Regions from separate parts of the Homo sapiens genome. Here regions 2, 3 and 4 are each linked to region 1. A link is a loop called in an ENCODE intact Hi-C map of the cell type or tissue named here. Cell type or tissue: heart left ventricle. All regions are shown on one strand. Links, peaks and the distances in the headings refer to the core of each region. The heading gives the core; the rest is flanking DNA.

The links. A loop is a pair of places that touch in the nucleus more often than their neighbours do. Peaks named below come from ENCODE experiments on the same cell type or tissue, not always from the same donor. Only the 100,000 strongest peaks of a DNase experiment are listed, where the experiment ranks them.
Region 2: it touches region 1 in a loop (7-fold over the local background); 12 of 110 quality-filtered maps call a loop at or near these places.
Region 3: it touches region 1 in a loop (2.3-fold over the local background); 3 of 110 quality-filtered maps call a loop at or near these places.
Region 4: it touches region 1 in a loop (2.1-fold over the local background); 6 of 110 quality-filtered maps call a loop at or near these places.

Annotation. Positions count from the first base shown.
Region 1 is chr5:68,958,324-68,966,049 of GRCh38, forward strand. It overlaps LOC107984116 (a long non-coding RNA gene), which reads right to left. Exons shown (of 3, transcript XR_001742709.2): 2 at 3,546-3,840; 3 at 2,217-2,303. Among named protein-coding and RNA genes, the nearest start is that of LINC02198, 68 kb to the right of the region's middle. In heart left ventricle, for the core only: CTCF peaks have their summits at 4,754 (motif pointing left) and 4,953; a DNase peak (open chromatin) is centred at 4,738; H3K27ac peaks cover 214 bases.
Region 2 is chr5:68,880,848-68,888,573 of GRCh38, forward strand. No RefSeq gene overlaps it. Among named protein-coding and RNA genes, the nearest start is that of LINC02198, 150 kb to the right of the region's middle. In heart left ventricle, for the core only: a CTCF peak has its summit at 4,236; no DNase peak of the experiment used is centred there.
Region 3 is chr5:68,650,808-68,658,533 of GRCh38, forward strand. All of the region lies in intron 2 of LOC105379013 (a long non-coding RNA gene), which reads right to left. It overlaps LOC105379010 (a long non-coding RNA gene), which reads left to right and starts at 96. Exons shown (of 3, transcript XR_007058808.1): 1 at 96-172; 2 at 7,368-7,515. In heart left ventricle, for the core only: no CTCF peak of the experiment used is centred there; no DNase peak of the experiment used is centred there.
Region 4 is chr5:68,792,156-68,799,881 of GRCh38, forward strand. The region is part of intron 2 of LOC105379013 (a long non-coding RNA gene); the gene reads right to left. Among named protein-coding and RNA genes, the nearest start is that of LINC02198, 230 kb to the right of the region's middle. In heart left ventricle, for the core only: no CTCF peak of the experiment used is centred there; no DNase peak of the experiment used is centred there; H3K27ac peaks cover 323 bases.

The DNA.
Region 1 (7,726 bases), core at 1,765-6,764:
TGCCTAAATGCCCCCTCAAAGCCGCCAACTGCTTGACCTGGCTTAACTCGAACAACTAGAACAGTGGTTTTCTTTTTCTTTTTTAGAATGGGTGGCTCTCCAAACTTGAAATGGGGAGAGGGGCCTGAAGATGCAGTGGTATGACTGAAGCTACCAAAACTGTCACCCAATACCATCCTCCTCTGTTTCAACACAAAAGAGAATCAGTTTTGAGAGCACAACCTTAGAATAAACTGTGTTAGACCTAAAGGTTGCAGGGAACTGGAAAGCCTAGCTGAACTCTCCCTGGCAGAACAAGCAGCTGGCGAAATCATTAACTAGCAGTTCTCTCCTGCCCCACAGTGCCCTTGGTTGCCCAAAGGCCCCCTGAGCCCAAGACTCCAGGTCTTTCCTTTCCTCCAAGTCAGCTTCTTCTGTGTCCTGTTCCCTCAGAGCAAAGCACTGTACTTTCCAAGGTAACACCTAGCTAAGCTAATATAATCTAATCTGAAAGACTTAGTATTATTGGATTATTATGCTATTACTCCTAGAGAATACAATTTGCATTCTAGAGACACACAGGCTTAAACTGAAGGAGTGGGAATTTCCATTACACTGTCAGGAGAGGAAGGGATGCAATTTTACAAGCGGTGGGAATTTCAAGACCAAATGTTAAAACTTAAAACAGCCTTGCCTGTTCCTACAGCTGGGAAGGTTTTGAGTTTCATTATTTAAAAGCTACCAACTCAACAGGCCCGGTGACTCACACCTGTAATCCCAGCACTTTGGGAGGCCAAGGCAGGCAGATCACCTGAGGTCGGGAGTTCGAGGCTAGCCTGACCAACATGGAGAAACCCCCGTCTCTACTAAAAAATACAAAAAAATTAGCTGGGTGTGGTGGCACATGCCTGTAATCCCAGCTACTCGGGAGGCTGAGGCGGGAGAATCGCTTGAACCCAGGAGGCGGAGGTCGTGGTGAGCCAAGATCATGCATTGCACTCCAGCCTGGGCAACAAGAGTGAAACTCTGTCTAAAAAAAAAAAAACAACTACCAACCCCTGCCTCTACGTAATCTTTTTTTCTAAAATGTTCCCCCATCTCCTCAGTATTGATGTGTTCAGAGGCTCTGGGCTTTCTTTTGACCTGAGTAATAGTAATGATTGGTCATGCCAGAGCTGTACTTCATCAGTGGGTTTTTTAAAATAATATTTTAAAAATAATACTACCTCCCCAGTTATTTAAAAGTAACCATGCCCTTGTTCTCACTCATAGGTGGGAATTGAACAATGAGAACACTTGGACACAGGAAGGGGAATATCACACACCGGGGCTTGTCGTGGGGTGGGGGGAGGGGGGAGGGATAGCATTAGGAGATATACCTAATGTAAATGACGAGTTAATGGGTGCAGCACACCAACATGGAGCATGTATACATATGTAACAAACCTGCATGTTGTGCACATGTACCCTAGAACATAAAGTATAATTTAAAAAAAAGAAAAGAAAAAAATTTAAAAATTAAATATAAAAAAATAAAAAAATTAAAGTAACCATGCCTTACATTTAATTCTTTTAATTTTGGTCTATTTTTTAATAAACCTAATAAGCTGCTTCAAAGATATGCAAGAACTCTTAGAAATAACTACCACTTATTGTATATATACTAGATGTCAATATAGTATACAATAGACGCTAAGCCAATTATATATTTGGTCTCATGACACACAACCCTATGAACTAGATGCTACTATTTCTTTTCTTTAGGCCTGAAAACTGATGTTCTGAGAATTTAAATAAATGTAGCCAAGATCACAGTAGTTGAAGTGTTGGAGGAAGCATTCAAACACAATTCTGTCTGCATTCAGAGCCTGCCGTCTTAATTACGAACTTTTCCTACCAGCTAAGGGAAAGGCAGTGTAGGGACAAACAACAATACTTCTACTATCTTGAGTTTAACAATCTTGCAGTAAGTGAGGTAGTAACTCCCAGGTGTGGTCCCTGAAACAGCAACATCATCATCCCCCAGCAAAGTTGTTCAAACTGCAAAATTTAGGGCCCACCTCAGACTTTAAAAATCAGAAACCCTGGAGATGGAACCCAGCAATCTGTGTTTCAAGACACACGCTTAAGTTTGAGAACCCATAAACTAAGCATCTGTATTAGTCCATTCTCACACTGCTATAAAGAACTACCTGAGCTTGGGTAATTTATGAAGAAAAGGGGTTTAATTGACTCACAGTTCCACAGTTTTAACGGCAAGCATGACTGGGAGGCCTCAGGAAACTTACAATCATGGTGGAAGGTGAAGCGGAGGCAAGCAGCTTCTTCACATGGTCACAGGAGAGAAAGAGAGAGAAAAGGGGAAGTTCCACACACTTTTAAACCCTCAGATCTCTTGATAACTCACTCACTATTACAAGAACAGCAAGGGAGAAATCTACCCCCATAATCCAACCACCTCCCACCAAGCCCCTCCTCCAATTCAACGTGAGATTTGGGCGGGGATACAAATTCAAATCATATCAGCATCAGTGTGAATACTTTGGAAATGGATCAATCACAACTGCTTTTTTAAACATTCATTTCTTGAATAATTCTTTTTCAGTAGAAACTTGCACATAATTTTATTCTAACTCCAGAGAGATTTGAACAAACATTGTTGCCACATGCTTGACAGGTGTGTAACATTGTGAGTGGAAAAGAAGTAATCAAGAGAAAACCATTTCTCAAAATCCTGTGAGGTAACCTAGTACAACTGACTTTAAAAGCAGTGTAACAGGTGTTTCTGAGTTTTACAAGATGAAGAGTTATCTAAGTTAGTTATATAATACCTAGTGAGTTCCCAGTAGTCTCCTCCCTGTCTGTGCAAAATTACAAGGAACGGCGTTGAAAAGCACCTGTAGGGCTCATTTGACGAGCCTGCCTCACCCTTCCTCTTCGCTCTGTGCTGCTTCTTTCTCTAATCAAAATAAGACAGGGGCCGGGCATGGTGGCTCACGCCTGTAATCCTAACACTTTGAGATGCTGAGGCAAGTGGATTGCTTGAGCCCAGGAGTTCAAGACCTGCTTGGGTAACATGGTGAAATACTGCCTCTACAAAAAATACAAAAAAATTGGCTGGGTGTAGTGCTGTGTGCTGTAGTCCCAGCTACTCAGGAGGCTGAGGTGCAATGATCACTTGACCTGGGGAAGTCAAGTCTGCAGTGAGCCGTGATCGGGCCAGTGCACTCCAGCCTGGGAGAGAGAGTGAGACCCCATCTCAAAAAATAAAACATAAAAAAAAATTAAGACCGAGAGGCCAGCTTTGGTCTGGGTGACACTACCAGTTTGGGGTCTTCCACTCCCTCTAGCTGGAGAACCTCTGGGCAATCGCCCAGTGTGCAGGTGCTCTGTGCACCTGCCCTAATGACTCAGGTCTGGGAATGGACCATTTTCCAAGAGGCAGGCTCTACATTCAGTTTCTCAAAACCCTTGTGTCTTCCATTTCCTTGAAGTTTGTTCAATATTAGCCTAGGTGTGCCCTGAATAAAAGAAAATAGAAATTCATGGCATCATTTTGTCTTTACCTGAAAAAGAAAAACGATTTGAGTTGGTTTTCAAACAGGGCCAGAGGTCAGAAGTCGAAGGGCAACTTCCTTGCTGGGGCTGAGTCAGTGACTTCAACCTTCTCAGACCAGGGTTCAGCTGTGCACACCCTGCTTCCTGCAGGGAAGGAGTTGTTCTGGTAGAAAACAGTTTGGATTCTACAGGCCAGTGGTGCAATTCCAGCTCAGGAAATTGCTAGCTCCGAAGCAGTTGTTCCTCCGTGTCTGACTTTGGGCGATGTATTTCACATTCTTCAGCCTGGTTTCCTGAACTGCACTGTTTGGGATGGAAAGGGCAGGAATATCAACCCAATGAGAATGGAGAGAAGTAGGACTCAGTGGCCTAACCTCACTAGACTACCTCAGGAAATGCTAAATTAATGTCAGCACTGCCGGCTGGGCATGGTGCCTCACAGCTGTAATCTCAACACTCTGGGAGGCTGAGGCAGGTGGATCGCTTGAGCCCAGGAGTTCAAGACTAACCTGGGCAACATACTGAAATCCCGCCTCTGCAGAAAATACAAAAATAGCCAGGCATAGTGGCATGTGCCTGTAGTCCCAGCTTCTCAGGAGGCTGGGGTGGGAGGATTGTTTGAGGTAGAGGTTGCAGTAAGCTGAGATGGCGCCCCTGCACTCCAGCCTGGGTGACAGAGTGAGACTCTGTCCTTAAAAAAAAAAGTGTTGGGGTAGGGGGGTGGTCAGTGCTTTTCCTCTTCCCCTTGAAAGTAATGAGACAGATTTTCACCTGACTTTTTGGGAACACTAACCTGAAAGAGCAGTCACCAGGGGTCATATAAACAGGGTTTACGGCCCGATCATCTCACAAGCATATCCCAGAAAACTGGGATATATGTGTGTGGTTTCTAATCTTGAAACACAGGACAAGGCCAGGATGCCTCATACACTGAAGAAGGGAAAAACTATAATCCCTGGTTCTGGATCAAGTCACAGGCTTTCTCCTCAGACCTCTGGGGAATGCTGGACTCTCTTCCTCTCCACAACACCCCACACATAAACACACTCAAAACACAGACAAATTCAGTATTCAGCTAATCCCTAAATATTCAAGGGAGCGACACACCAATCCACTGCAGAGAAGAGAAACACCACACTCGGTGCCCGGCTGTGAAGTTTAAAACCTTTCCCGGAGACATTTGTATTTTTCCCAAAAGGAGAGAGCCCTCTGCTGGTGAATGGACACCGTGCTGGGGAAGGGTGACCGGACTGTCCACGTTAAGTCACCCTTACCGGCTGTTTGCTCCTTTTCAGGCAGCAAATGTGTAAGTTATTACCAACTGGCTAAGTTTTCATCCGTGGCAGGAACAAATTCCAGTATTATTTAATGAATGTTGATGGTACAAAGCCCAAATCCCATAAAACCCTCTTGGCTGGACTGATTACAGTTTACTACAGCAAAAAGCGGGGAAAAAGAGAGGATACAAGAACTTTTTTCGGCTCTTCCATAGTTCATGGATAATCTCCTCGAAATGTTTCATGCAGACGGCTCTGCCCAGTATTTGGGCTGTAAAAACATCGTGTCAGACAGTTTGGAAGACGTTGTAAACAACCTAAATGTCCGTCAAAAGAAAATGAGTAGGTGAGTTATGGTGGATCCAAACAACGGAATACTATGCAGCTTTAAAAAAAATAGTGAGGAAGTTCATTCGGTAAGAATATAGAAAGATCGCCACATCGTTATGTTTGTGAAGGAAAAGCATAGAAACAATATGCATAATACACTGTCATTTGTGTAAGAAGGAGGAGATATGTTTGTGTTTGCTTCTACATGCATGAAGTATTTCTTACTTTTTTTTTTTTTTAACAGAGTCTTGCTCTGTCACCTGGGCTGAAGTGCAGTGGGGCCATCTTGGCTCTCTGCAAGCTCCACCTCCCGGGTTCACGCCATTCTCCTGCCTCAGCCTCCCAAGTAGCTGGGACTACAGGCACCTGCCACCACACCCGGCTAAATTTTTTTTTGTATTTTTAGTAGAGACGGGGTTTCACCGTGTTAGCCAGGATGGTCTCGATCTACTGACCTTGTGATCCGCCCGCCTCGGCCTCCCAAAGTGCTGGGATTACAGCATGAAGTATTTCTAAAAGTTTGCCCAAAGAATTAATTCCAGTGGTTACATGTTTATAGGGGTGTGAGAACTGCAGGAATGGAGGACACAGGTGAGAAGAAACGTTCCACTTTGTTATATATTTCGACCTTTGATGTGACTATTTTAATCAAACATTAAGTCGTTTTTAAATGACAGCCAGAATGGGCATGAAGTTTCCTTTTACCCAACACTTTGATAACAATTAACATTTATTTAGCACTTACTATGTGCCAGGCAACATGCTAAACGCCTTAGGTGCATTAACTCATTTATTTAACCCTCACAACTACCCTATAAGGTAGGAACTATTCCTGTCATCCACATTCCAGAGACAAGGAAACTAAGGGACAGAGAGGTTATTGGCCCAGGTTCACACAGAGAAGGCCTCTCAGCAGGCTGACTCCAGATTTCTGCACCAACACCGTTCTATGCAGCTGCTCCAGAGAAAGTGTCTCCAACACAGTAAAGCTGATATCAGAGAATATTGTTGGCTAAAATTCCAGGAATCCTGAAGTTTGGAGAAATCCTTTACTAGTGGTCTCAAACATGAGATTTCCTTTGATTAGACAAACGTACACCATTATTCACAAACATACACTCATAGATTCTCACAATTCAAACATGCATACATTCTCACATTCACACATACTCACACATCCTAAACTCACACACACATCCTCTCACGCAGTCACACTCATATATCTCACACAAATTCACACTCACATCCTCTCACACACATTCACACTCACATCCTCTCACACACACATCCTCTCTCACACACACTCATCCTCTTACACACACATCATCTCACACACTCACACACATCCTCACACAGTCACACACATACATCCTCTCACGCACTCACTCTCATACATCCTCTCACACACACATCGTCCACATACACATCCTCTCACACACGCACACACATCCTCTCACACACATACACACATCCTCTCACACACATACACATACCTCCTCACACACACACATTCTCTGACACATACACATACCTCCTCCCACACACACACACATCCTCACACACATCTTCTCACACACTCACACACATCTTTTCACACACATCCTCTCACACACATCCTCACACACACATACATCCTCACATACACACATACATCCTCTCACACTCACACACATCCTTTCACACACACATCCTCTCACACATTCACACACACAATCCTCTCACACTCACAGTCATACATCCTCTCACACACACACATCCTCATACACACACATCCTCTCACACACACATACCTCCTCTCACACACACACATCCTTTCACAGACACATCCTCTCACACACACACGTCTTCTCACACACTCACACATCCTCACACACACATACATCCTCACATACACACTCATACATCCTCTCACACACTCACACACATCTCTCACACACATCCTTACACACACATATCCTCTCACACACACATCCTCTCACACACATATACATTCCTTCTCTCACACACCCTCTCACACACTGACACATCCTCTCACACATCCTCACACACACATCCTCACACACACTCACATCCTCTCACACACACATACATTCACACAGTGACACACACATCCTCTCACACACATCCTCTCACACACTCACACACATCCTCTCACACACACACATCTTCTCACACACATATATCCTCTCACACACATTCATACATCTTCTAACACTCTCACACACATCCTCACTCACACTCATACATCCTCACACACATACATCCTCTCACACACACATCCTTTCACACACACATCCTCTCACACATTCACACACACAATCCTCTCACACACTCACAGTCATACATCCTCTCACACACACACATCCTCATACACACACATCCTCTCACACACATACACATACCTCCTCTCACACACACACATCCTTTCACAGACACATCCTCACACACACACGTCTTCTCACACACTCACACACACATCCTCTCACATACACACACATCTTCTCACACACACATCCTCTCACACACTCATGCATCCTCTCAAACACACACACATCCTCTCAAACACTCACACACCTCTCACA
Region 2 (7,726 bases), core at 1,588-6,587, 78 kb before region 1:
ATTCTGAGTGTCACGGAGCTGTGTCTGAGGGCTTCAGCACCTGAGGGTGACTCAAGAAACAGGTCCAAGATGCTCGGTTAGCAAGGAAAGACAGACTCTGGGTAATTACGATCATGACTTGAATACCGTGTGTGAGTAATTAATAATCTATAAATGTCCTGAATGAGTGCACATATTGAGTTATTCCATCATTAAACACGGTGCCAATGTTAATGCAGTTCCTCTGGAGGGTTCATTAACTGGACAGAGCGTCAAGTCAGAGTGAATTTATTTTTTCATTTCTTCCATTTACTTGTTATTTTGTTTCCTTCCATTGTTCATAAATAGAAGTAGTAATTATGGGGGATGGAGGGGCAGCATTTCTCAATTCTTTTGCTGGATATTGTAGGGAAAGGTGGGAATTACCTGTAATCATCTTGCCAAGTCTGAAAGAAAACTAAGTGAAAGTAAATAATTAGCTGACAGATTTTGGATTTTTAGGTACTTTGAAAAGCCTAATTTCTAAATACTAGAAAGCTGTTGTTTTCATCATGCACTGTGTATATCTGACTCAGTGATCTTTAGGCTAGAGAAATCACTGTGCAGGACAATTCAAAAGACACAAAACTCCCATCTTGCCATGGAGGGCTGCAAGTGCCTGGAGAAAAGTTATCTATACCTAAGCCCCACCTCAGAATACTACCTGCTGCCCCAGCATCTCTCAGGATGAGCATCAGAAGGACCTGGCTGGGTTCTGAGAAAAATGGAATGTTAGAGAGATGAATAGATAGATAGAAAGATGGATGGGTGAACAGATGGATGAATGACTAGACAAGTAGAAAGACACAGACAAATGGATGGATAGTAGGTAGGTGGCTTCCTCTCTCCCTCCCTCCCTCCCTCTCTCCATGCCTGTCCATCCAAGCAAAGACCAGGGAATGTCTCCTACCTCAGACTAAGAGGTAGCCATACTGCTTCCCAGGACCAGTTCTCTTGTTGGCTTGATCACACTCCTTCTGCCCCCTCCCAAATCTTATTCCTCATCTATCCCCTGTCTTGATTAATCTCTCTCTCCACTAAAGATTCAGCTTACAAACACCTTCAGTTTTCCTGTAGGCTGATATATATATATATATACACATATGTATATATGTATTCCCCCAACCATCTTCTCATCAGGCTAAATTCAATTTCATTCCCTCATATGCTTCTTCTGGACCGAGTTCTCCACATCCTACCATCTATGTTCAGTCACCTCCACCCACTGCAACTTGAGGCCCACCCTCCACTCCATGCTCCTCAAAGGTCCCCAGCCCCCTTTCCCAACCTAAATCCCATGGTTTCCTCTCCTTGAAATATCTGAACCACATTATCTGCCTTGAAACTTTACTCCTGTTTCTTTGTTTTCCACATTTCCAGCAATCTTTCCTGATTTATTCATTCTTTAATTTATTCAATAAATATTTATTGAGAACTTATTTTGTTCCAGACACTGAGCTAGAGATGTAGGGAACACAAAATGACCAGTTCCTAGACCTTACTCTCAAGAGCTGAGAAAGAGAGCTAGTTATGTATGCAGGTGAGTTACAATAACATAGGATCAAGTAAACATTCATTCATTGATTCAAAAGGATTGCTGAGCACTTACTAGGTGCCAAGCATAGTTCTAAGAACTAGGGATACAACAATGAACAAAACTGATAAAGATTCTTCCTTTATTAAGTATGTACTAATGGAGGAGAAAAACACTATGCGAGTAAAATATAGAGTAGGTCAAAATATAATGTGTTATGGAGAAAAATAAAGTATGAAAGGAGAATAGAGAGAGGCCTGGGGGAGGGAGGGTTTGTAGTTTGCAATGGATTGATCACGGAAAAGCTTACTAAGGCAGAGACATTTGCACAAAGACTTGGCCGGGCATGATGGCTCACTCCTGTAATCCCAGCACTTTAGGAGGTCAAGGCGGGCAGATCACCTGAGGTCAGGAGTTCAAGACCAGCCTGGCCAAAATGGCAAAACCCCGTCTCTATTAAAAACACCAAAAAAATTAGCTTGGTGTGGTGGTGGGCACCTGTATTCCCAGCTACTCGGGAGGCTGAGGCAGGAAGAATTGCTTGAACCCAGGAGGTGGGGGTTGCAGTGAGCCAAGATCACGCCACTGCACTCCAGCCTGGGCAACAGAGCAAGACTCTGTCTCACAAAAAAAAAAAAAAAGGCTAGACGAGGTGAGGGAATAAGCCTTGTACGTATCTGACGAAAAGAATTCTGGCAGAAGGAACAGCAAATGGGAAGGCCCTGAGGCAGCGGGGTGTCCAGTGTCCTGGGACAGTGAGGGGGGTGAGAGTGGTGAAAGGCGAGGTCATAAATGTAGGGCGGGGGCAAGGCAGTGTGTAGGGCCTGTGGTCCCTCAGAGGCCTGGGAGTTCCGCTCTGCATGAGACAGGAGACCACCAGACACCTGGAACAAAGGAATAACATGATCTGAACTACATGCTGAAAAGATCCCTGTCCTGCATGTAAAACAGACTCCTGGAACACAGGCAGAAGCATGGAAACCCACCACAGTCCTGCAGGATAGAGTTGGGGGTGTCTTGGAGCAGGGGAAGTGGTGGGAGAGATACAAAATGATTGGATTTGGGGGACATTTCTAAGGCAGAACTAACAGATTTAGTGCCGGATTACAAGTGAGAGCTCTGCAGAGGTAGGAGTACCCAAAGAACCCACCAAAGTGCCCCCCAAGACAATCGGCTTCAAATGCCTGCCAGCCCAGGTTCAGCCGCCAGCTGACAACAGCACTAGTCAACCAAGGCCTTCCGCGGCTGGACTCCTCTCTCCCGAGCCCCTCCCACCTTCTCCCTGAAAGATGATCCCAAATGGTGGCCTCATTCTGAAGACGAGGGAAGTGGGGTATGATGCACGTTGGAGAAAAAGAGAAGAGGCCAACCAAGCCTCCTTTTGCCCAGTGCCAGTGGCCAACTTTTAGTTGGCCCAAGCTGGGGGAAGAGAAGAAGCATTAACATTGAATGAAATTACTGATTGTATTATTACACTGGCCTCGACATGCTAAGAGCAAGACCTACTGTTAACTAAAAGTGGTCAGAGGTGTACAATAATTTGCCCTAAATTTTCTTTCAATTAGGGTCAGGAAAAAACTAGTTCTATGGAATAAATGTCAAGGGACAGAAGACAAAAATACAGTTTTTATTATAATAAAGTCATGCTAACTCAATGAAACATTTACTTTGGGAAAACAAGACTGAAATAGTCAACAAAAGCTCTTATGGAAAGGCTGGTTTAAAAAAAAAAAAAAAAGCAACCTTATATCTAATTGATGATATATACTGCCAACCCTAAGCAGAGTTTGCAGGAGCACTGCTTTTATGGTTAAATCTTCAATAAAAGACACAGTCCACAGAAAAAGCCTCTCTCTCTGAAACAAAACTGCTAGAAGCTAGCAGGAAAACAAAGGGTTTTGTTGTTTCTGTTGTGGTTGCTGCGGGTGCAGTGTCGTTGTTCAGTAGAAGTCCTTAGGTTTTAGGAAGCAGAAATCCTGGGCTGAATTTATGACTTGAATAGGTAGTTCCACAGTAAAGGTAATCCTTCATTTGACATTTCTTCACTTAGTTGTTTTTTCCATATTGTTCACATCGAGCCTTGCCGTTTGATTTATTCTTACCATAATGCACTTGTACATTTGCTGTTTTGATTATTATCTCATACTTAAAGCTGAGTTGGCACTTTCTTCCAGGGCCTTCATTTCCAGTGGCTTATAAATTTTATGAACAAATTACTTTTTATTTATCAACCCCTTCCTCTGCCCAGCAGTGAATTTTTTGGAAGGTTGGCAGGGAATGCACAAATACTATTTTTTAAATGAAACATCCTAATGAAGAAGGCTGTGGTATTTGAGGGGGAATAAGCCAAGATACTCCTTTCTTTTAAATTATTGCATTACTCTAAAATAAAGAAATAAATATAATTTAGGAAACATAATATAAAGCAAATACATGTGCTAGTCTCCAAAAGCAGAATGAATTCCTTGGAGGAGGTACTGGGCCAGGATCTCATTTGTTCTGGTATATAGCTTCTAGGCTGGAATGTTTCCAAAGCAGTTATAATTCCATAACCCCATCAAGTTATGCAAAAAAAGTTGATAAGTTTATTATGATTTCAAGAATGACATTTGACTTACATAGGAGCAAGAAGCTGTCAGACTCTGGATTGACAGCATCCTCCATCAGCAGCACTGTAAAAAGATATTAAAGTCACCACAAGGGGGATAGGGTTGGTGCACATGAATAAACTCCATAGAAGAATGGATTCAACATTTACTTAGGCTACAAAACAAGCATTATTATCCCCACTTTGCAGAGAAAGATACTGAAATTCAGAGAGGCTGAATATCTTGCCCAAGTTCACACAGTCAGTGTTACAGCTTGGATCTAAACCAAAGATCTCTCTCTCCAAAATATTGCATTTTAATTTTAGATAATATTTTTTAACCTTCTCATCCTTCCCACCAAAATACACTATCCATCCTTCTAAAAATCAGAAAAATGGCCAATTTGGGGAGGTACAATAAATACTAAAAAGGCTGAAAGTCAAGAGTGTAGATGGTTTGATTTCTGGATGATGGTTTTGGAGGTAAAAAGCACAGCAGAGCCCAGGAGTCAGAAAATTCTGGGTTCCCCCTCCATTCCACCTCTCCCCTCTGCCGGTCATCTCAGCCACTCTCCCAACACCTGAGAGTCCAGCCTGAGAAGAATCACTTCCATTCATCAAAAAAGGAAACTCAGAAACATCAATTGCCCAGATTTACACAGTAAATGCTATTCTGACTCCTTAATAACTAGACAATGGTAAATTTGAATTAACCCATATCCAGAATTCTAGATCTCATAATTATCTGGTGTTAAGGAAATTCAGCCAAAGAGAGAATCCCCGATTATGTCTGTAGTCACAAAAAAAGCAGCACCCACCTTTAATGGTATATATCCTGAAATTCTACCAGATAACCGAAAAAAAAAAAAAAAACCCATAAAACTAAAACAAGTAGCTCTAGGCACTAAAATAAGAAAATATTTTTAACAGTGCTAAGAAGCCAAACTTCAATTATAAGAATATTGAAGGTTTTTATTGAGGATAAGAAAACACCCCAGGAGATTTCAGTTTTTACTCAGTATCACTTCCACAAAAAGGCAACTACATTATGCTGTTAGCAATTGCACAGGCTGCACTCCACTTCCTTGAGGAAAAAATGAGGAATTGGGCTCATATAAAAACATATGCAAGAAAGGAAGTGTCAAGATTTGTCTGGGAATATTACATATTTAACCTAAAGTGGGAGTCTAATGTTCACCTTAGCTTCCCAATAGGAATCCCTTTCTTTTTTTTTTTTTCTTCAACTTTTAAGTTCTGGGGTACATGCACAAGATGTTCAGGTGACATAGGTAAATGTGCGCCATGGTGGTTTGCTGCACAGATCAACCCATCACCTGGGTATTAAGTCCATCATTCATTAGCTATTCTTACTGATGCTCTCCCTCCCCCTACCCCCACCCCAGAGGCCCCAGTGTGTGTTGTTCCCCTACCCAATGTCAGTGTGCTTTCCTCATTCAGCTCCCACTTATAAGTGAGAACATGTCATGTTTGGTTTTCTGTTATTGAATTAGTTTGCTGAGGATAACAGTTTCTAGCTCCATCCATGTTCCTGTAAAAGACATGATCTTGTTCCTTTTTATGGCTGCATAGTATTTCATGGTGTATATGTGCCACATTTTATTTATCCAATCTATCATTGATAAGCATTTGGGTTGATTCCATATCATTGCTATTGTGAATAGCTCTGCAGTGAATATACGTGTGCATGTGTCTTTATAACAGAATGATTTCTATTCCTTTGGGTATATACTCAGTAATGGGATTACTGGGTCAAATGGTATTTCTGCCTCTAGGTCTTTGAGAATCACCACAAGGTATTCCACAATGGGTGAACTAATTTACACTCCCACCAACAGTGTAAAAGCATTCTTTTTTCTCCATAACCTTACCAGCATGTGTTGTTTCTTGACTTCTTAATTATCACCATTTTGACTGGCATGAGATGGTATCTCATTGTGGTTTCATTTTGCATTTCTCTAATCATCAGTGATGTTGAGCTTTTTTTCATGTTTCTTGGCCACATAAATGTCTTCTTTTGAGAAGCGTCTGAGGAACCCCTTTCTATGGGGAATTCCATACTGTTTGAGTTTTGATGTGGGGAGAAGATGGACAGTCACCCCTAGAGGAGCTGAAAATGTTACATAGTCCCTTGCCATGTGGGCACATTCGAAGCAAAGGTTCTGCCGATCAGAGAACCGCACCAGGCTTGGTACAGAAAATTCTCTCACACTAAGCGATTTCAATCTTTCTTTTTTCTTCCTCTCTCTCTTTTCCTCCCTCTCTCATACTAGCAGCAGCAGCAGTAGCTGCAAGGCAAAGCTCCTGGCACAGAAGCCACATTTAATACTGCCCAGGAGAAAATATGTGCAAACCATACACCTGATAAGAGATGAATATCCAAAATATATATATATCAGACAACTCAATAGCAAGAAAACAACCTGATTACAAAATAGACAAAGAAGATGAATAGACATTTCTCAAAAGAAGATATACAAATGACTAGCAGGTATATTTTAAAATGCTTAGCATCACTAATAATAAAAGAAAAACTTCAGCTGAATTAAATTTAAAGAAGTTTAATTGAGCAACAAATGAGTCATGAACTTGTTGTTCAAGGCAGCCTTCCTTGCCAGAGTGGGCCCAGAGACTCCAGCGCAGCCACATGGTGGGAGAAGATTTATGGACAGAAAAAGGAAAGTGAGGTACAGAAACAGCTGGATTGATTACAGTTCGGCATTTGCCTTATTTGAACACAGTTCGAACAGTTGGCTACAAGTGATTGACCAAAACTCAGTGATTGGCACAAGTATAGGTTACAGTATGGTTACACCTCCACTTGTTATATAGTTCATGGTGTACAGAAAACCCTTTAGGCTGAACTTAAAATATGTAAGGAGGCAACTTTAAGCTAAACTTGATTTAACACTCATCATCAGACAAATGCAAATTAAAACTACAAGAAGATATTCCCTCACACCTGTTAGATTGGCTATTATCACAAAGATGGAAAATAAGTGTTGGCAAGCATGCAGAAAAAAGAGAACCCTCGTACACTGTTGGTGGGAATGTAAATTAGTACAGCCATTATGGAAAACAATGTGGAGGTTCCTCAAAAAAATTAAAATAGAGCCACCATATGATCCAGCAACCCCACTTCTGAGTATAGATCCAAAGGAAATGAAATCAGTGTGTCGAAGAGGTATCTGTACTTGCATATTCATTGCAGCATTATTCACAACAGCCAAAATATAAAATCAACATGAATGTCCATTGACAGATGAATGGATAAAGAAAATGTGGCATATATATGCAATGGAATATAATTCAGCCTTAAAAAGGAAGAAAATCCTGTCATTTGCAACAACATGGATAAACCTGAAGGACATTATGCTAAGTAAAATAAGCCAGGCACAGAAAGACAAATACTGCATGATCTCACTTATATGTGGAATCTAAAAAAATTTGAACTCACAGAAGCAAAAGTAGAACACCAGTTGCCAGGGACTAGGGGCGGGACAGGGAGAAAATGGGAAGATGTTGATCAAAGGGCACAAAGTTTCAGCCAGAAAGGATGTATAAGTTCT
Region 3 (7,726 bases), core at 1,843-6,842, 310 kb before region 1:
CAACATTATTTCCAGAATGGCAGGAGAATTTAATTTTAGGATTTGGGAAGAAGGAATTATTGTTAAGTATCTCAGAAGAATCAAGATTTGGGAGCAGGAAGTGAAGACTTATCCAAATTAAAGATTGTGCTAATTTATTACAACCATGTATACTGAAAACAAGCATGTTGGGGTAAGTGGACTGCTTCCTCCATAGCAGAGTTATGATAGCTTGGGAAGAAAGAATTAAGCCATTATAAAAAGTACAGCAACCTTCCTCCTTCCAGCCTGCCTGCACAAAGTGACCATGCAGAACAAGCCATACCTGTACACAATCTCCATTTCAAACACGTATAAAATCCTATTTACACATTTCTAAGCTTGTCTTTCTTGAGAACAACTGATTCCACTACAATCCTGGAGTCCTAAAACGTCTTATGTAATCCACTCCAACTTTTTCAATTGACAGACGAAAAGCCCGAGGTCCAGAGAGATAAAGTGACTTTCCCCAAATTTTAGAGTTTTCTGTTCCTCTAAGGGCGTAAGGGTGTAATAGGACAAAAAGTGATAATCTATGTGACTTGGGATTGGGAGACCAGTGTAATGTAGTGTGTTTGGATCCTGGCCAACTGTGTGATCTTAAGCAATTTTATGTCTCTGAGCCTCAATTTTCTTATTTCTAACAACTGGTATAATAATAGCACCAACTTCAAAGGTTTTTGTGGTGATTAAATGAGAGAACATATCTAAAGCATTCAGCACAGTGTCTGGTACCTAGTAGGTATCAACAAAAGGTATCTATAATAGGTATTGTTGTTATTGGTATTATTACTGTGCTAATAGCATAATGGGTGACAGAATAATGAAGTCAGGAGTCAAAATAAATTATAATAATGATTATTATTATAATAATAATATGATTAACATTTCTTAAGTGTGTGCCTAGGTACTTTAATGATTGCTTCAACTACATTATCTCACTCAGTTCTCCCAATTCTACAGATAAGGAAACTTTCCCTTAGAGGAGCTTAAAATTTTGCTCAACAGCTGATAAGTGATGACCCTAGGATATGAACCTAGGTTTCACAGACTCTAGAATTTCTGCCATTATGCTGAATTAAGGATAACCATTAATAGATTAAGGAAAAATAAAGAAAAGGAAGATGTTTAATTCCATGAGTGAGGTCCTTTACTCTTTTCCCAACTAAAACAGATGAAAGCCTACATTTTAGAGCAAGATGGGCCAATATCAATCACTTCACTTAACCATGTCAGACTTTTATGATAAATGTTACGGCTGAGTGTGAGGTCACTCAATGTCAGCTCAATATCCCTTTAACAGGGAGCTATAAGTCAATCCTGCCATCTTCAGATTTATCTCTGGTGTACAATAAAACTGGTTGATTTTCTATTGATTGAGCATTTGAGATACAAAAGCTTGAGAATTGGCTGCTATTTGTTTGATGTGTTCCTGTGTCTGTCAAACTTGTAGGAGTGTTATCTGCTGTTTGAATGTGGCTTGAAGCTTCCCAAATCTGGCTTCCATAATTGTTTGGGAAATGTCATTTGCTTGAAAAATGGGGGTAAATTGAGGGCCTGTCTTTTCCTATTTGCAGATATTAAGAGATTTTATTTATGCAAGCTGTTAACCAGGTTAACATTGCCCACCCCATCCCTAGGGATGAAGTAGGAGTTCAGTGTGGGTGAGGCATACTTCTTAAGGGTCCTCAAAGCCTCTGAAAAAGTTACATCTTCAGTAGAAAGCCCACATATTGCAAAATGTTGGAAGGACGGTGCCTTAAATTGTGAAATCTTCTGTGAGGGATCTCATTTTTCTGGAACTCCCTGACATCTGAGCCCTCATGTTGCTGGAATGATTCCAAGAGCACCATAAAATTAGGGCTGGTCCTGTCTGAACTGAGTCCAGATCATTTCAAAGTGACTCAAGGCAGGGAAATAAATATTGAACCTAGTTAAATGTTGCTTGAGATTATGCTTGGCACTGGGTGTCCAGTCACTGATTTACTCTTAGGTTACAGGGGTTATTTTGAGCCCAAATGGATGTGCCAGGGCGGATTCATTCAATGGCAGCAATTATTTGCAAGCACAGTTGCATTTCTGACATGTTTAGCGGAATGTAATGTAGAGATTTATGTGATGGTTTCAGGTGGGTGTAACAGACATTAAAGTCCTCAGTTTCATGCTACTTTACTCAACCCTGGATCACATTTGGCTTTTCCCCATTCTTTTTCTCCTTTTCCTTATCTTGCTTGAAAAAAACAAAAAACTGACGTTTTTTCTTTCTTTCTCTTTCTTTGTCTCTTTCTCTCATTCTGCTTCTTTCTTTGTCTTTCCTTTCTCATCCCTTTCCTTTCCTTTTAGACAATAACTTATAAGTTATGAGTGAACAATACGAAATCAGAATCAAAGAGGTTAAAAGAAAGAGTTGTAATGATATTCAGCTCACCCCACTCCCACTCTAAACCACCCAAAAAATATGGGGGTAGCTACTTGGAAAAGAAATGTTTTAAATGGCCAGTTACAACTTTAAAGAAGAGATTTTGAAGCACAGGTACCCATGGTACACATGGACTATGTACAGCCATACAATTTAAGCCCTGTTGAGTTGGCCTGTGACATGTTTCATTTTATGACTGATGTCGGGTCTTGTACCTCAGTGCCACAAGATGGAAGTCACATGCAGTCCCAGTCCTCTGCCTCTCTTCCCTTCAGCAAGAGGAGGATACTCCCTAGTGCCACATTTGGTCTCACTGTTTGATCTGAGGCTCTGGCTGCTGTCAAGTCCCAGCTGGGCAAGACACTGGAGCAGCATTCTGGTATAAGAGCAACCTTTGGGATCACACATACCCACATGGGACTCCTGATCTGCACTCTATTAACTGTCAACCTTCAGCAATTGACCTAAAACTCTCTGAGCTCAGTTTCCTTATCTGTAAGATGGAGATGATAATAACTCCTACCTTGCAGTACTGTTGTGAAGATTTAATGGGGTAATGCACATAAAGTGCTTGGGTCAGCACCTGCCATCAGCAACACTTACTACATGGTAGACAGCAGAACAATTCCTCAAATGTCAAACCACCTCTCTTTCTGATAGGCCTGCAGACTCTGGCCACAGATGTGACCCTAGCCTCAAACCTCTAAAGACCTGGCCACAGAGATCAGGTGGCTCAAAATCTTGGCAGAGGTGGACAACGGGGGGCAGGTCAGAGGTCCAACGTGGCAATCAGGCAGGAACCATCTTCCCAAGACACACCCCCACTTCTTGGGTTACACTGCCTATGCTCGGTCTCCGACCCGTTTCTACATTGGCCTGGCAAGGTGCAGGGCCCTGCCAAACACAATGCCAAGCACAGGCTTTATTAACTTGCCTATATCTTGAGAAAATAGACACAAAACAACAGAGTATACATTAAATCCTGTTAGGAGAAAAATCAATAAGAAATATCTGTTTAACAAAGCCCCATACTTAGACCATTTTCTTTCAAGAACTATTTGATCACACTTAAGATCAGAAGCCATAATTTTCACATATGTAAGACTGTATAGTTCCCAAAGCCGTTCCCCATACCTTATCTTATTTGAGCCTTCCCAATACCTTTCAAGGTAAGTATTATCTCCACTTTACAGATAAGAAGCTGATGTTCAGAAAGTTTTAAGTCAAATCCAAGGTCATTCAGCTAATACCTGTTTGAGTTATTTCTTGATCCGAGATCTTCTGACCCCAGCATTCCCAGCACTACACTGTTCACCTTTTTCTACCCACTGAGTACTGGTCACCAAAACCCCTACTACCCTCACATCCCAACACTCACCTATGCTATCTGGCTTTGATTAGAAACCTGACCAAGGTATAGGCTCTGAAAAGACACACAAGTTAAACGAGGCATGAAAAAATTATCTGGTTTAAAATATGATCATGAATATACACCATATACAAAAGAACTTAATGGAAAGAAACAGAGCCCAAGAATTTCAGGGGGACTCTTCACTCTTCCAGCTTTAAGAAGCAAACTGGACCTGATGGGTGATGTACTTTGTGAGCCAGTTAATATAAATATCATGATAATTTTAATGATAATACAGCCCATAGACCTCAGGGAGAAAGTAGTATTCTCACCAAAGGTACAAATGGATGGGGATTTTATGAACGAAGGAAGATCACTTCCTCTACACAGACTCTATGCTCCCAGCTATAGTGATTTATTTCTGCCCCTTCCAACCCAACATTTCCTGAGAATCCCCATGGCCCCTGTCTTTGCTAGGTGGGGAAGAAAGACCTGATCTTGTCACAGGAGTAGTGCTGGTGAGGAGAGGACAACAGACCTAGTGATGTTTCTTTCACCCTCCCCAATTCCCACCACCTAGAAAATGAAGACTGACAACTATTAATGACTCCTGGTAACCACGTATGGATTATTCATGAGATAAAGCATGATTTAAACCATAGCTATGAGATGATCGTTTCATGTCCCACATAGCCCTTCCCCAGCCAGGCCTGAAGCTATAGGGATGGAGGTGGGTGTTTGGGATGAACCAGGGCTGCCACACAAAACATCCAAAGAAACCAACTTCTTGACTGCGGGGAGCACAGGCAGAGCTGATTGGACATCAGCTACTCTGAGGAACACAGGAGATTGCCTATTTTTTAGGAAATGTTCCAAAAAATTGTTTCCCCTCCTCTTTAGCCCAGAGTGAAGGAGGGTGTTTCCCATGCAGACAGTGCAACCTGCCCCGGCCCCTCACCACAGTGAGAGAAGACTCAGCAGCACATGCTCACCGAGCTAACTGAACCGATGGTGCTCTCCGTAGTGGCCACAGACTACAGCTGAGGTCAACTGATGCATGCCCAACGACGTCTGCAGATCCCAAGATATGATTTCATTAATTGCCATGGATAAATCAGTTGGGCATTTGCTGGCAGTGTTTAAAATGCCACGATGGGTCAGATTAGAAAGCTGCTAGTACTGTAAGTCCAAAAGTGACCCAAGGAGGGTTCTTGGCTTCTGCCAAGGGTAAGATCCCACAGCTGCTTGAGTTGACTCCACCTGAACAAAGTGAGGCCTCTGCCATCAGGCCCATCATTCCATCTAGATAGGTATGGCCTCCTGCCACCACCGGGACACACATCTGTGATACAACCAGAGACAACAAAGGTACCCTGGGCTGGAGGCAGGGCAGGGGTAATTGCAGTATCAGAACCTACTTCCCAGGATTCTTGACAAAGTTCTCCCCAACAGGTGCTTCTCCTCTCTGGAGTAGTGTAATGATGAAAGACACGTATTAGAAGTTGAACTACCAAGGTTTGAATCCCAGCTCTGCCCACCAACTATGTAATCATGAGAAAGTCACTTAACCTCTCTGAATCTCAGCTTCCTCCTCTGCAAAAGGGAAGAATAAAGCTCCTATATAGTCCCATAAAATTGGTGTAAGGATTAAAAGACATGATTGGTGTGAAGAGTTAGAACAGTGAGTCAACATGAAGTCATGTTCCATATTATTTTTCCTTTAGGGTCCTCCGTCTTCCCCTTTCCCTGGAGACCCATCCTATCTGCCCTAGTGGGGCAGTGCCTTGTTCTCTGGGATGCTCCTCTCTTTACTCTGAAAGAGATCAAATAACCAGTCCACACAAAGCTTAATATGTTGTTCAATAGGAGGGTGGAACTTTAGATGCAAGGAGCAAACTCCTAGAGGGAAATTTCCAGTTTTATTGGTCTGCAGATAGAAAAGGGTTATTTGCATCATGTAGGAGAGTATTGAATAGGAGGTGAGGAAGTAGGCCAAGGCCTCATAATCTGGACATCGATTTCAGGATAAGAAGTGCATATATAAGAGGTTTCATAGGTAGAGTCGAGAGCAAGCATAGTAGAAATGACACTACAAAGATTTTAAGAAAAAATAGGATTGAAGGGGAGCCAGTGTTGCCAGATGGAGGCCATCATGTGGAGATCCTGCTTGGAGCACTCACTAGCCCAGAGCCACCATGCCATGGGATGGACCTGCAGCCTCTGGAGGCCTTGATAAGGGATGGCTGAGCTGAGCTGAGTGTTCACTTCCCTGTGCTTTTTACATTTCCTAAGGTATAGGCAACCAGGAGATGCCTTATTCTCTACAATTTTCTGGGACCAACATAGCCACATCTGTTATCCCTTTGTCCTTCCTCACCTTCCTTGCAACTCTTCATACACATTCACACACACACACACCTTTCCAGGTCTGAGAAAAAGGTAATAGACAAAACACAAACTCTAAGAATCAAATGCAGACATGTGAAGCTGGCCAGGTGCAATCATACATGCCCTCGGGTAAGGCATGATTCATCACCAAAGTCCCCAACTCCTCTGCTCTCTGAAAACACTCTGCCTTCTTGCAGATGGATGGTGACAGTCCCACTCCTTTCTACCTCATACTGAGACCAGCTTGAGCATGTGGCTGGCCATGCAGCCTTGAAAAGGACAAATGACCCGAAGGGACTAAAGTAGAATGGGGAAAGCCAGGCACTCCAAAGCTGCAACATCACCCTCTGGCAGTTATAATTGCTCCCCTGCAGTGAGGGAATGTCCCTGCCCACTACTCATCGACCAGGTAGCTCCTGGAGGGCTCAAGTTCCTGGTGGAAGGGGCTTGGCCTGTTTCAACTAACTTCAAGCAGCACAAAGCCCAGCCCATCTCTCTGTAGCTCTGGGCATTTAACAAATGCTTTTAATGATGATGATGCAATCCTTTCAGCTTAGGTCTATCAGGGTCCCCTGAGAAACATATATTATCTGAAGCTTTCCCTTTTGCTTAATTACATTGTGCTAATGTTCTTTTTCCACTAGATTTCTCCTCCCCCAACTCTCCCATCCAAATCCTGCTTCACTGTGGGTTGGATTTACATAAAAGGCCAGCACGTTATAATTGTGATGATTGATCACCAAAGTTTCCTTGGGTTCAGATTGTTTCCTAATGTGGGTCATTTTTCATCATGAAGAGTTGGCTGATAATGATGTCATTTCCATTGCTTGAATTTTGAGGCAGTGGCCACATATCACAGAGTTTAAATGACTGTCTATAGGGCAGCAAAATCATGTCGTTATCAGTTTAAAGCAGTTGCTGCTTTACTCCTGGGGACAAAACAAGAATTGGAGCCTCCTAAAACTCATCAAACAAGAGCAGGATGCCAAGAATACAAATCTGTATCTGGGCCTGGGAAAGGGGGAGCAGGAAGGAGGGGTGGTGGTGAAGCAAACCTGTTTTTGCATGAGGCTGTGTGGTAAGTATCAGATAAAAATGACAAAGTCATACTTGACAGAAAATAAGCTGTACTGCTGATCACTGGATACCTTAGATGTGTTCACCCACAATCCTTTAACTGTGATTTCACAGGAAGATTAACGAGCAAGAATTGAAATCATTCACGAAGAGAAGCTTTGGACTAAAACCCATCTGCCAGATAAGCCAATAAATGTCCCTCTCATCAAGTGATTGGGACTGGGATGGAGCTGGAATTTGGCCCTAATGTTGCATGTGTAAAGTATGCATATAAAATGAAATGATGTTACATGTGTGTTTAAAACAAATAGTTGCATTGTTAAAATCCCAAGGCTTGCAGACCCTAAATCACTGTGAGTGAGCTGCTGCCCCAGATGCTCTGTTTTCTGCTATTTGCCCCCAGCCAACTTCCCATGTGGCATGTCCTTCTGAACCCTCTAGGATGCCCTGCAGATGTTAAAAGTGTATAGTGC
Region 4 (7,726 bases), core at 900-5,899, 170 kb before region 1:
CCTGCACGAGTATGCATCCTCCTCCCATTGATGCTGGGATTGGTCACATGACTTGCTTTGGCCAACAGGAGGTGAGGGGACATGTATATTTGAGCAGAAGCTTTATGAACCATTGTGTGTATATGAATTAGTGAAACAGGAGAGTTCCCTGACCCCTTCACAGGATGTGCAACAGGGGTGTGGCTCATATATTCAGCTGCTGCACACTCAAACCCCTTATGGGAAGGGGAGCACACAGACGGGCAGATGCAGGAGCCAGGGTGAGCACTTTTGGGCTCCAGCCCTACGGTAGCATCTATGGGTGGGTGCCTGCAACTCCCGAAGCCCCAGTGGGAATGTTACAGTGCTTCTTTAGCTCTCCTGATGGCTAAAGTGTTAATCAGTTTAGTGTCTTCTTCTACCCAGGTCCTTGTCCGGTGTCCAGAAAGAATCAGGTCACACACAGACTCAAAGGATGGTAAATGCAGGGGTTTTATCGAGTGGTAGAGGTGGCTCTCAGAGGGATGGATTGGGGATCTGGAAAGGGGATGGAGTGGGAACATAATCTTCTCCTGGAGTTTGGCTATCCCATGATCAGTCTCCTCTCTGACCATTTCTAGTTGAACTCTCAACGTTCAGATGCTCCTTCTCTTCTCTCCTTCTCTGCTGTGCCATTCATTCCTTCTCGGCTGTGCTGCTCTTCTGCTCTTCTGTTCATCTGCTCATCTGCTTACAGGACCTGAGGTTTGGGGTTTAAATGGGTACAGGATAGGGGGGCGTGGTGGGCCAAATATTTGGATGCAAAAACAGGAATGCCTGTTCCCATTTAGGGCCATGGGTTTCCAGGCTTGAGGGTGGGGCCTTTGCTGGGGAACCACCCTCTCCTACCCAGTATTTCCTTGCCTCCTGTCCATACCATTAGCAATATATCTTTTTCTCCCTTTAACATGAGGAAAGCATATCCCAGATTGGGACCTCTTCTTGCTGGCCCTGTAATGAAGACAAATGGAGCAGAGTGACAGCTGAACCACAGTCAGCACAAATTGTAAGAAATAAACTCTTGTTGTTGGAAGCCACTAAGACGTGGCAATTGTTTGTTACTGCAGCATAATGTAACTTAACTTTAGCTAAGTTATATATTAACCAAAGGGAATTGACTAATAGAATAATGCTAATGTAGACATAGGCACCTGGCAGTTTGCTGCAGTTTTCCTTCCTCAACATTTTTTTCTAAACAGCTTTTATTAAATATGAAGAGGAAATAGTGCTCAGGTGTACACATGACAAGCTCTTGAGGTTAATAGCTAATAGTTTGCATAACAGAATCAAGAGCCAAAAAGAGAGAAACAAACTGGAACAATGGTTTCCCAAGATGCCATTTAACTGGGAGAAATATAACGTCTTCCACACAACTGCAGGATAAGGAAGACGGCAGTTATCATGAAAATAATGTAAACTTTTATTTTATAGTCAACAGAATATAAGGCAAGAAGTTGTTTCCAAAAAAAAAAATGGACTTAAGGCTATATTCACAGAAATGTGGTACCCCAAATAGTTAGTTTTAAGTATCTTCACAACTGTAGTCACTTTAATTTGTTGAATTCCCTCTTGGTTGTAGAACCTAAAGTGAAAAGAATTGGATTTGGTTTAACTCCAAAAAAACAGTGACTAAATTGTATAAGGCATGTGTAAATCCTGTAGGAGAGGAAAGTAGGAAAACTTAAGAGAAGAGAGGAGAGGAAAAAGAGGAGGCTACCACCTTAGGAGAGTTTAAATAAATGAATTTAAGCATTTGAAAGCCTCTCTTTTAGAATAAGTATTGGAATTATTCTGCGTGACTTTGAAGTACAAAACAGACACGGCAGGGAAAAGAAAGGGATTTTTAACAAATAGATCCTCCTCGTCACCCCCAAATTGAAGGGGCTGCTTAGAATGTGTTGGAGAGGAGATCCATGTATGAGTAGGAATAACAATTAGTCTCAAGGATAGCAAAAGTCTCTTCTAAATGTGAAGAATCAAAACCAATTTGCAGAGGGCAAGACTGGATTAGGCCAGTGGAATACCTTGGGGAGGCTATTAATAAATCACAATTTGCAGTTCATGTTGGAAAATGAATTTCACTTACCAAGGAGAAGTGCAAAATTGGTATTATTTAAGATAGTTCTACCCTCACAAAGCGGGGAGTCACCCTCACTCCCCCACAGCCAGGACAGCCAATGTGCCTTTAGATTTAGAAATGGGCTGGTCTGTCACACGTGCACTTTCTTTCTCTTGTCAGCAAAGGAAGACACATCTTTGGCAAACCCTCTGTTTTAAACCTGGCATTTCCATTTTTTATTTGTCTAAAACAGAGGGAGGGAAAATAGCTATGAGAATACAACTAGTCCCAACTGGTAAAAAGAAAGGCAAGTGGCCAACAGAAATATTATAGCATAAGGCTGAAGCAGAGAAGAAATGAGAAGAAAAGATCAGCCCCTCTGAAAAGGTTCTCTCAAAATAAAAGGCCATGCCAAGGAAAGCCACAGGGGCAACACCACAAGCCCAAGGAGAGCTTTAATCAGGAAAACCTGGCCTCAGGCACGCGCATGCAGCTTCCTACCTGCCTTTCTGCGTGCCATTTTCTGAAACTTAGGAGACAGGAGGTTTGTTCATGGCCAGATGAAAAAGCAATGCACGCTTTCAATGGCAGCCCTGCTAGGATTCATGTTTCTACAGGTTTTTTTCCTCTACCTCCCGTAAATCTCATGCTATACAATCTCCCAGGGCCATCTCACCTGATCTTACAGTTTCAGTCGTAAGACTGTGGTAGTCTTTAAGCTACCCACCCCTAAATCTACACCTGCAGATTGAATCGACCAAAGGAATCAAAGACATTTGTATCCTATTGTTTATTAAGTAACTGTCCCTTGGATTTCCTACTGACACTTCACATTTACAAGGCCCCAAACTCCCACATTTATCCTCCTACTGATGCAAGATTTTTCCTTGACCCCCTTGCAGAACAGGGGTGCCATGTTTACTCAGCCAATCATGCTCAGCCCCTCGCAGGAGGGAACATGCAAGTGAGTGACTGCAGGAACCTGCTGGCCACTTTGGTGCCAGCAGAAACAAACTCTGTGCAGGCCCCGTGGCAGTGTCCAGGTAGGGGTGCCTGTGACCCCAAGGCTCCAGAGGGCATGTTACAGTGTTCTCTTAGCTCAACCAACCATGGACAGCAGTGTGCTATCAGCTCAGTGGCCCCTTTGCCTCGGCGAGGGGGGTGGCTACCTCCCGCCAGCAAGGGAAACAAGCCAGTGTGATAGCCTTTTTGGGTATCCACACTTGGTGGGTCCCAAATTCTTGTCTAATATCCAAGAAGAATGAGGTCATGGAGATAAATTGGAGGATGGTGAATGTGCAGAATTTTACTGAGTGATGAAAGCAGCTCTCAGCAGAGAGGGGAGCTCGAAACGGGACGGGAAGGGTAGGTTTCTCTCCCCTGAAGCCAAGTTGCCTCTCTGCCTCTTCCTCCAAAGTCAAGTTGCCTCTCTGATGTCCCCTATCTGCCTAGAGTTTCTCCTCCTCCTGCCTCTATCACTACTCTATTTCTATCTCAGGGAATAATAGACAGCAGGGTCAGGAGTGTGGAAGTCATATTCCTTATCTTCCTCTCTCCCTCATCATCTCCCCCATTTATATTCCACCTTCCCTCACCTCCCACCTCCCCATTTTGATGCAACTCCTGTTAATTACAACTCCCAAGCATTTCTTCCATCCTGGTGAGCACTATCGTAGTTCACCACCATCATCTCTCACCTGAATTACTGAGACAATCTCCTGGCTGGTTTTCATGATTCTGATCTTACCACCCTCTAATCTGTTTTTCACATAGCATCCAGAATAATCTTCCTAAAAGTGCAAATTGATATTACTCTCCTATTTAAAACCCTTCAAAAATTCCCTTTGGCCATCAGGATAAAGTTCAAGATTGCTAATGTGGAATAGAAGACCCTTGTATTTCATCCCGTGCATCTTCCCTGACCTCTCTCTAGCCTTTTAGCCCTCTTCCCACACACTCTCAAAACAGCTTCATCATGTCACTGAATTTATCATACTCTCTTTTAATCTTTGTACATTCTACTCCTTTTGTCTGGAAAGGTCTGTCTCTTCAGAGGTCACTTGCAACCAGTAAACTCTTACTCAAACTTCAGGTCCGTTGAAAAGTCTAGCAGACCTTGTTAATGCTCCCCTCTTCCCCTACCCCCAAACAGTACCATTATCATCTGAGCCCTCTGCAGGCTGTCCCCCCACAGACACACCAACAGTTTCTTGCCTAAGTCTCATGGCCTAAAGGAACATTCTGATCAGGAGGTGGTGCTCTGCCCACTTGTCAGGGAGCTATCCCAGGAGTGACCCTCAACTAATGAGGGTTAGAAATTGCTGGATAACTTGCTCACCCCTCCATAGGACAGCTCTGAGATGTGCTCTATACAGTTTCTTAAAGAGTCCCTAGTAGGGCCAAGTCCTATTTACCCATAGCAGAAACCTGCTCATTAATTCACCCAGTATTGGCTTCTCTTCCTTTCCCCTCTTACTCTCACATTCACTCACTATGGTTCTTGGACTCTCCCCCCAAAAAAATTCCCATAACGTTAGGGGAAGCTGGATGAGAAGTCTACAGGAATGCCCTGTACTATCTTTGCAACTCTTCTGTTAGTCTATAATTGTTTCAATATCAAAAATAAAAACAAAGATAAAGTCACCTTTTCCCTGTAAATACCAGAATTGTAGTGGCATGCACCCCTGCTGGTTTTATTCAAAAACTCTGACCCCTGGCCAGGCACAGGGGCTCACACCTATAATCCCAGTGCTTTGGGAGGCCAAGGTGGGAGGATCACTGGAGCCCAGAAGTTCAAAATTTGCCTGGCAACATAGCGAGACCCTGTCTCTACAAATAAAAAATTAAAAGTTAGGGCATGGCAGCATGTGACCATAATCCAAACTACTTGGGAGGCTGAAGCAGGAGCATCAGTTGAGCCCAGGAGTTTGAGGTTATAGTAAGCTATGATCATACCACTGCACTCCAGCCTGGACAACAGAGAGAGACCCTTGCTCTAAATATACATATTAGGTCCCCAAAAATGTCCTCCAGCTTTTTCTAGGAGTTCTTTCAGTTTTCTCTCACATGTACTCAGCATTGCTGCTGCCTCTACTGTAAATACTTCGTATTAAGTCATTACTTCACTGGACACAACTAAGATTCACCATCACCTGTTGCTGCCATAGTATCTACCCTTGAAGGAAGGGAAGCTCTTCCCTTGGCTACTCCATCTCAAGGGTGCCACAAGATTTTCCATTAATTTATCACTGCAAATTAGAGAGTAGGCTGTTTTCTTCTGGAAGACTTCTGGCCTTGAGTTTTATTTTTCACTAAATTTTTTCTCACTTCATATATTAACAATAATTTTTTAATGGGTCATAGGCTTAAATATAAAACCCAGAACCATTAGTCTTCTAGAAAAAAAAAGTAAGAGAATATCTTTGTGACCTTTGTGTAGGCAAAGCTTTTTGGACAGGATGCAAAAAGCCATACAAGAAAAAATTGATATGTTGGACTTCAACAAGACTGAAAATTTCTACTCATTAAAGTATGCCATTAAGAAAATGAATTAAGCCATAGACCAAGAAATAATATTTGCAGCACACATATGTGACAAAGGTCTTGTATACAGAATATGTTTTAAAATATCCTGCAAATCAACAATAAAATTCTGTACAATTTAATAAAAAGTTGGCAAAAGACATGAACAGACATTTCATAAAAGAAGATATATGAATGGCCAATAACCACATGAAAAGGTGCTCAACATCATTAGTCATCAGACAGATGCAAATTAACATATGTAAAATACCATTTCAACCCCCACCAGAATACCTAAAATTTAAAAAAATACTTGAAACACAAAATGTTGATAAAGATGGAAAGCAACAGGAACTCTGATAAGAAGGTAGAGTAGTACAAGTTTGGAGAACTGTTTGGTAGTTTCCAATAAAATGAAGTGCATGTCTTAACTTTATTAGTAGTAGAAAATTCTAATCCTAGGTATTTACCCTGGGTTGGGGAAGCAGGGAGGGACACGTCCACAGAAAGATTTGTGAAAGAATATTCATTCATAATAGCCCAAATTAGAAACAACTCAATGTCCATCAATAAGAAAATTAATACACAAATTGTGGCATATTCATGCATTGGACTACTACTCAGCAATAAAAAAGAATAAACTACAGGGCAGGCACAGTGGCTCACGCTTTAATGCCAGCACTTTGGGAGGCTGAGGTGGGTGGATCACTTGAGGTCAGGAGTTCAAGACCAGCCTGGCCAACACGGCAAAACCCTGTCTCTACTAAAAATACAAAAATTAGCGTAAGCATGGTGGCGCACAGTAGCTGTAGTCCCAGGTACTTGGGAAGTCCCAACTACTCAGGGGACTGAGGCAGGAGAATCACTTGGACCCAGAAGGCAGAGGTTGTAGTGAGCCGAGATTGTGCCACTGCATTCCAGCCTGGGCAACAGAGCAAGACTCGCCCTCAACAATAAAAAAATGAACTACTGATTCATGTGACAACATGGATGAACCTCAAATATATTATGTTAAATGAAACAAGAAGAAAGAAAGACAATCAGCTGCGGGAGGCAGTGTTAGGGCATTACTTTATTTCTGAGCTTCTCTCCTTGACTAACCCCAAGGCCAAAATAAGTAAAGTGAATTCATTAGTAAGCATGTCTAACACCCAACCAATACCATGTGTTCCACCCATTCAGAGCTTTGGGATGTCAGGAATTAACCCCCAGTGGGCATCACTCATCAAGTATTAATTACAATTGCTGCTTGCTCAGATTTTTCTGGAGATAGGATAGGACAGCCCAGATTTCATCCAAATCCCAGAGGAACATTTCCTCTAGAAACCGGACCCTGCCACATCAGACATGACAAGGCTTCCAAGCAGTGGACAAGGCAACCATCCAGGAGACTGGCAGTCACTGGCTGGCTCTGCCAACACCCCATGCAGCTGTCAGCATGACAGGACAGAAAGGGGCAGCCCTCCTACAGCCCCCAGCAGAAGCCACACATTGTATGGTGGGGCAGGAGCCACTGGAAGCAGGACAGGGCTATTTCAAACTATGAATTGGGAGCAAACATGGCAAATTGTGGCCTCATTCCTAAGCAGGAGCAAAGTCATTCTGGTTACCAACAGTGCCCAGCCCCACTGCCAAGATTGCATAGGCTTTCAGTGGGAAGAGCCTTCTGCTTGGGGTTTTAATGGCCCCTAAGAAGGTGAAGGAAATAGGCTAAGAGAATGGTCAGCAGGTTTTTTCCTTGCTGTCCGGGGAACACAAACAATGCCATTACTAGACTCCTTGAAAGGGAAATGGCCATCCAGGTACCCCTTCCTGAACCCAGGCCTGGGGCCTCAGGCCTGCTGGCCAGTGGGCAGCCTGCTCAGTGTGCTGCTTCCAAAGCAGTTTCCAAGAGCAACTGAAAGCTACAGCATGGGTGAGCCTGGAAGACATAGCACTCAGTGAAATATGCTAGTCACAAGAAAGGACACATGCTGCATGATTCCACTTATACAAGGTACCTAGGAGAGTCCAATTCTTAGAGACAGAAAGCAGCATGGTGGTTGCCAGGGATTAGGGGTAAGGGTGGAAGGGGATGGGGAGATATAGTTTATTGCCTATGGGGTTTCAGTTTGGGAAGATGAAAAA